2 separate regions of the Homo sapiens genome follow, and region 1 is linked to region 2. A link is an interaction called in ENCODE POLR2A ChIA-PET data of the cell type or tissue named here. Cell type or tissue: A673. All regions are shown on one strand. Each heading gives the region's core, and the rest is flanking DNA. Links, peaks and the distances in the headings are about the cores only.

Region 1 (3,136 bases), core at 435-2,934, 330 kb before region 2:
TCCACTAGAGGAACAAAATGGGTGGGGAAAGGGGTCCTCTCTACCCAGACACCATTTTTTTCCCAAGCTCTGGACCTATCTGGTTCCTGACCAGAATCTCTGTGATTCCATGGGAAGTAGAACTCTGGGAAGCTGGCCAATTCTGACCCTAAATGCCAAGGAGTTCTCTTCGAAAAAGAGATCAGCACTAGTAAAGTTACTAATCTCAACAGCCTCCTGGGGACCCAGCCCGCAAGCAGTTAACCCTCAAGATAAGAAAAGTCAGTACAATGATCAATGCGGCTCTACCCATGACTAGATCTGTCACATTTAAAAGGTTCTTCCAGATCAATTATCTCCTTAAAGTCTCACGAATAAGTGACAGATAGGGTAGATACTATTATTCCTACCTTTATAGGAGAGGAAACTGAGGCCATTGGAAGTAAAGGAACTTATTAAAGTTTTTAGAGGCAGAGCCAGGAGTCAGACTCGGGTCTTCAGACTTCAAGAACAGGCTCTCCCCACTACATTACGCAACAGAAACCATTCCAATGAGAATCTATGCAGCACAGCCAAAAGCTCTTCCAGTCCTGTGTCAACATCCCACTGATTTTCAGCTGTATTCGAGGCCACAAAAATTATATCACCATTGATTAAGGACCATACATAACTAATAGAAAGCTAAATTAAATTGCATGAGCTTAATTAGCAGGGAAAGGGAAGTCACTCACTGGTGGTAGCTATGGCTATACCTGACCTTTCATAGGATACTTATGGACAGGCTGGCTTTCATGGTCTATTGAGCTTGCCCAAGAATGTCAGAAGCTCCAGAGAAAGAAGCCCTGGACTGTCACTGTAGGAGAGGGCGCTGAGTAAGGGTACTGAGCTCACCTCATCTTAATCTGTTTCTGAACCCTTCATTAACACCAGGGATTCCAAGAAGGAACACAGAAAAATTGCATTTACAAGAAAATGCAAAAGAAATAGACTAAGGGAAGGAGTCAGCCAGCTGATTTATAATAAAAGAGATCTAACAAAAATTTAAAGATTAATACCCAGATTGTTAGAGCTAACGGAAACTACTAAACAACTCACATAAGCCCCTCATAGCCTAGATGGGAAAGTGAAGGCAAGGGAAATGGGTGGAACTTGTCAAGTGTCTCCTAGTTGTTAGTAGCAGAATCAGAATTACAACTTAGTAACTCCTCTCCTCTCATGCTTCAAGATTCACGCTTGCCTTCTCAGAAGGCTTTCCTGACACCAACCTCTTGATAGGGATAGGGGGCAGAGAAATTCTTAGCAGAAAAGAGCAGGCCCCTGGCGAAACCCCACCCTCAAGCCAAAAAGCCTGAAACCGCGGCCCAAAGTGAGAACTTATATCTCTGTTTTCCTGCTCAAATGTTGCCTTTTCCTAAACCACCCATGGTCCCACCCCATCCTGTGCCTATAAAAACTCCAGATTCAGCTGGTAGACGGGACTATGGCTGGACATTGGAGAGAAGTGGCTTGACTTCAGAGGTACAGCTTGACAGCAAAACTTCGAAGAATCTGGCTGGAGACAGCTGGACTTCAGGGGAAGATTACCTACCCAACCCGTCCCCTTTTCAGCCCCTCTTCCCACTGAGAGCCACTTTCATCGGCAATAAAATCTCCTGCATTTACCACCCTTCAATTCGTTTAGGCTACCTCATTTTTCCTGGATGCCAGACAAGAGCTTGGGAGCCACGAGTGTGGATACAAAAAGGCTGGCACACTGGCCCTTTGCACTCGCTGGTGGAAGGCAGCCTCACACAAAAAGGCAAAGAGCCCACTGGGCTGTTAACACTTAAGCTGTTCATGGACAGCAGAGCTAAAAGAGCACTGTAACACGCCCTCTGGGGCTTCAGTAGTCACAGGCACCCCCACCTGGACACTGCCTTGGGGCCCGCACAGAGTTCACTGATGCCAGAGCCCAAAAGTGGCCGGCTGGATCCTGTACTCACTTGCCTACTGCTCCCTTCCACAAAGGGTTGAGCATGGCGAGCTGAGTAAGCAGAGTTTGTTCCTGCCAGCGCCCAAAAGCACTTGCTCTAGTTCCTGCACTGGTTCGCTCACACGCTCTGTCCCACAAGGGGTAGACAAGGGTGGACTGAGTAAATGAGGCACCCCTGTCGCAAGTCCAGCAAAGGGGTCAAGAAAATATCCTGATTCGCTCTGACAGTGTTGTGGCCCTCCTCTATATACACCATGCTTCCACAGCAATTTGTACATTTATTTATTATGTTAGGCTTTTGGAATACAGTGGCACATCCCTCTGAGATAGTATTTGTCTCAGTGTATTCTGTCTTCTTATACTTCTGTTTTTCCATTTCTTACAGATCTGTGCTGGTTAAGATGGAGAGTCTATGGAGGTACCATAAACAAAGAACACACAATCACTGTGTGTATGAGTCTTTATAAAACTGGTAATCTTGCAATTTAAAGAACAGAGTATATAACAAAATTGGAAGGTCAGAATTCATCCAGTCCAGTCATTTAGGCCCCCTCCTATGGCAGTAGAATCCTTCTCACCTGGATGCCTAATCTATAAAATAGGCAGGAGCAGATCTCTACTGGAGGGGAAGAGAGCACCTATGTGGCTTACTGCTTTCTCTTTTAACAGCTCCTAGGCATCCTGAGGTGCAATCTCCCAATTTTCTGAATAAGGAAACAGCTAAAATAAAGGAACTTTTTACTTCTAGGCTCTCCCTTCATTCAGCATGAACAAAGAAAAAAGTAGGGCCTTTAGAGCCAGGCAAACTGTAAGGGAATCTTCTATGACCTTGGAAAAGTCATTTGACCTCTCTGCATCAGTTTTTTAACTGATCAATTTTTTAACATCTATCTTCTAGGGATGTCATGAGGATTAAATGAAATAAAATATATAAAGCATGGATGCTTCAAAGATTGGCTTACCATAGAAAAGATGTGATCACCAGCACCCCTGGAGGGTGGCAAGGCAGGTTTAAAATACCTTGATGCAAAACCTTAAATAAAATCTCTCCAGACATAAGCAGCCACCTAAATGTTAATTCAAAACTCTCAGCATGGTAATGAGTAAAGATTTTTCCCCCTACCAGGGCAGAAGACAGGTAAGAAAGTGAGCTATAGGACAATTTTCCACCATTTTATAGAAATT
Region 2 (3,136 bases), core at 453-2,952:
GAGAGAGAGGAGAGAGAGAGAGAAAAAAAATTGTAGGAGGAGGTGTGGCAAAAGCCAAATGGTATATTAATTTCCATAGGCCTATATGGCAGAGCATATAGAATAGTCCTTCTTAAGGCCAGAAGAGTTTTTTATTCCAAAACAGCATTATCAACTCAGAGTGACTTGTTTTAAATGAAGAATTGAGTTATTTTGGTGGTAAGGAGCAGGTTACCTCAAGTGGTTTAGGGTAAAAGTTTGTTGCGCATTTCATCATAAAAATAGGCATGTTGGAGAGCCCTGAGATGCTAAGCAGCCCAGTTTCAGGAAGAGTTGGGATTCAAAAAGAGGGGGCTTCGGATTCAAGAAAGGGGTAGGGACCACAACAAAGTTGGAAGGTCTGGTTTCCTTGCAGCCAGACTTAATGGATAATGTATTCATTTGAACCGAGTCTCAGTTTCATCATCTGTAAAATGGAAATAACCATGTAATTGTTCTCTAACTAGACCGTTAACAATGTACGGCAGAACAATGAAATCTAAGACCATTATAGGACCCGTGACCGGCTGGGTGGTGTTGATTTTTGCTGTTGTTGTTTTTACTTTTCTGTATTTTCCAAATGTTTTATAGTTAATTATGCCTCCCTACTTTTTTTTTTCCTTTTAATTACATTTATTTTAATGCTGAATTTACTCCCGTGCCATAAGTTTTGGCCCCCACGCTGCACCGGCGTCATCCGCCATTTGGTGTTTTCTCAGAAAAGAAGCAACCTCCCTACTTTTTTGAAGAAAAGGCTCTCAAGGGCTAAAATAAGAGTTGCTAATCATGACAATCATCTCTACTTTGATCAAAAACTTAGAGTCAAAGTTCTTAGTATTCTTCAGCAAGCCCAATGTTCATCCACAAATTATTTCTGATACCTACAATGTGTAGATGCTAAAAATATGTTGAGAGAAACACAGAGTGGGATCAGACAAGGATCAGAACATCAAGGAGCACTGTCTGGTGGTTTGAAAAAACACATCTTCAAACAACTATAAAACAAATTAAAAAGTATATAAAGGAGGTATAGGAAAATGTGTTGAACAGTTATCAGTGTGGTATATGCAATGCACATGTGAATAGGAATGGCTGAATGGTAAACTGGAGACAGATCATGAAAGCTAAAATGCCAGGTTAAGGAGCGTATTGTTAAATTGGAGGGCTGTAAGTAGCTATTGAAGGGTTTTTAAACTTTTATTATTATTGGCCTGGCACGGTGGCTCACACCTGTAATCCCAGCACTTTTGGAGGCTGAGACGGGCAGATCATGAGGTCAGGAGATCGAGACCATCCTGGCTAACACGGTGAAACCCCGCCTCTACTAAAAATACAAAAAATTAGCCGGGCATGGTGGTGGGCGCCTGTAGTCCCAGCTACTCGGGAGGCTGAGGCAGGAGAATGGCATGAACACAGGAGGCAGAGCTTGCAGTGAGCCGAGATCATGCCACTGCACTCCAGCTTGGGGGACAGAGCGAGACTCCGTCTCAAAAAAAAAAAAAGCAACTTTTATTATTATTACTATTTTTTGAGACAGAGTTTCGCTTTTATTGCCCAGGCTGGAATGCAATGGTGTGATCTCGGCTCACTGCAACATCCACCTCCTGGGTTCAAGTGATTCTCTTGCCTCAGCCTCCTGAGCAGCTGGGATTACAGGCGCCCACCACCAAGCCCGGCTAACTTTTTTTTAGTAGAGACGGGGTTTCACCATGTTAGCCACACTGGTCTCAAACTCCTGACCTCAGGTGATGTACCAGCCTCAGTCTCCCAAAGTGCTGGGATTACAGGCGTGAGCCACCACCACACCTGGCCTATTATTATTATTAATTTTTTTTTTTGAGGATTCTTGCTCTGTTGCCCAGGCTGGGTGCAGTGGCACAATCAAGGCTCACTGCAACCTCCGCCTCCCAGGTTCAAGCAATTCTCCTGCCTCAGCATCCTGAGTAGCTGGGATTACAGGCACATGCCACAATGCCCAGCTAATTTTTTTGTATTTTTAGTAAAGATGGGGTTTCACCATGTTGGACAGGCTGGTCTTGAACTCCTGACCTCAAGTGATCCGCCCACCTCAGCCTCCCAAAGTGCTGGGATTACAGGCGCGAGCCATTGCTCCTGGCATATTATTATTATTATTTTGAGATAAAGTCTCCCCCTGTCACCAAGGTTGGAGTGCAGTGGCACAATCACAACTCAACTGCAGCCTCAACCTCCCAGACTCAAGTGATCCTCTCACCCTCAGGCTCCCAAATAGCTGGGAAAATACGTATGCACCACCACACCCAGCTAATTTTTATTTTTATATTTTGGTAGAGACAGGATTTTGCCATGTTGCTCTGGATGGTCTCAAACTCCTGGGCTGAAGCAGTCCTTCTGCCTTGGTCTCCCAAAGTGCTGGGATGATAGGCATGAGCCATTGTGTCTGGCCTACATTTATTATTTCTTAATTTTTTTGAAGACAAAGTCTCGCTTTGTCGCCAGGCTAGAGTACAGTAGTGTGATCATAGCTCACTGTAACCACAAAACCCTGGGCCCAAGGGGTCCTCCTGCTTGGCCTCCCAAAGTGTTGGGAGTACCCCAGCGTAAGTACCTCTGCACCCGGCTGTATTGAAGGTTTTTTGTTTGTTTGTTTTGCTTTTTAGATCATGATCTCCATGAAATATGCTTCAAGAAAGCTGTTTTTGGAAATAAACTGGCATAGGAATGAGACTAAAGACTGGCAGACCAATTAGTTACGCCAGCACAATAGTTCAGATGGGAGATAATAAAAATGGACCTTGGCTAGTACATGTGGAGGTAAAGAGGAGGGGCATTCAAATGAAGAGACAGAGCAGATAGTTGGAGATGAAGGTCAGAAGTGCCTATCTCATTAGGTCAAGGAGTTATTACTATCCTCTAAATAATGTGTTTCAAAAACTATCTCCACATTTTTATTTTGTAAAATTTGCACTTGTGTCTCCTAACCCCAGGCTGCCAGGCAGGATAATTACACTAGAGGCTATGAGTGGTTTGCTAGAGTGGAATTAGGGTTTTTCTGTTTCTGTTTTCCAGTACCTGTGTGATATTTGGGCCTTGGACAGCAGCAACACAAAGACCTTTTCCATAAGAAAAGGGTTTGGTT

What was found. Peaks named below come from ENCODE experiments on the same cell type or tissue, not always from the same donor. Only the 100,000 strongest peaks of a DNase experiment are listed, where the experiment ranks them.
Region 1: POLR2A ChIA-PET joins it to region 2 with 6 read pairs; 2 of 35 experiments call an interaction of 5 or more read pairs at or near these places.

What each region holds. Positions count from the first base shown.
Region 1 is chr11:73,453,253-73,456,388 of GRCh38, forward strand. All of the region lies in intron 2 of FAM168A (family with sequence similarity 168 member A), which reads right to left. Among named protein-coding and RNA genes, the nearest start is that of RELT, 78 kb to the left of the region's middle. RefSeq lists an enhancer at 1,914-2,413. In A673, for the core only: no CTCF peak of the experiment used is centred there; no DNase peak of the experiment used is centred there.
Region 2 is chr11:73,781,035-73,784,170 of GRCh38, forward strand. No RefSeq gene overlaps it. Among named protein-coding and RNA genes, the nearest start is that of MRPL48, 5.3 kb to the right of the region's middle. In A673, for the core only: no CTCF peak of the experiment used is centred there; no DNase peak of the experiment used is centred there; H3K27ac peaks cover 280 bases.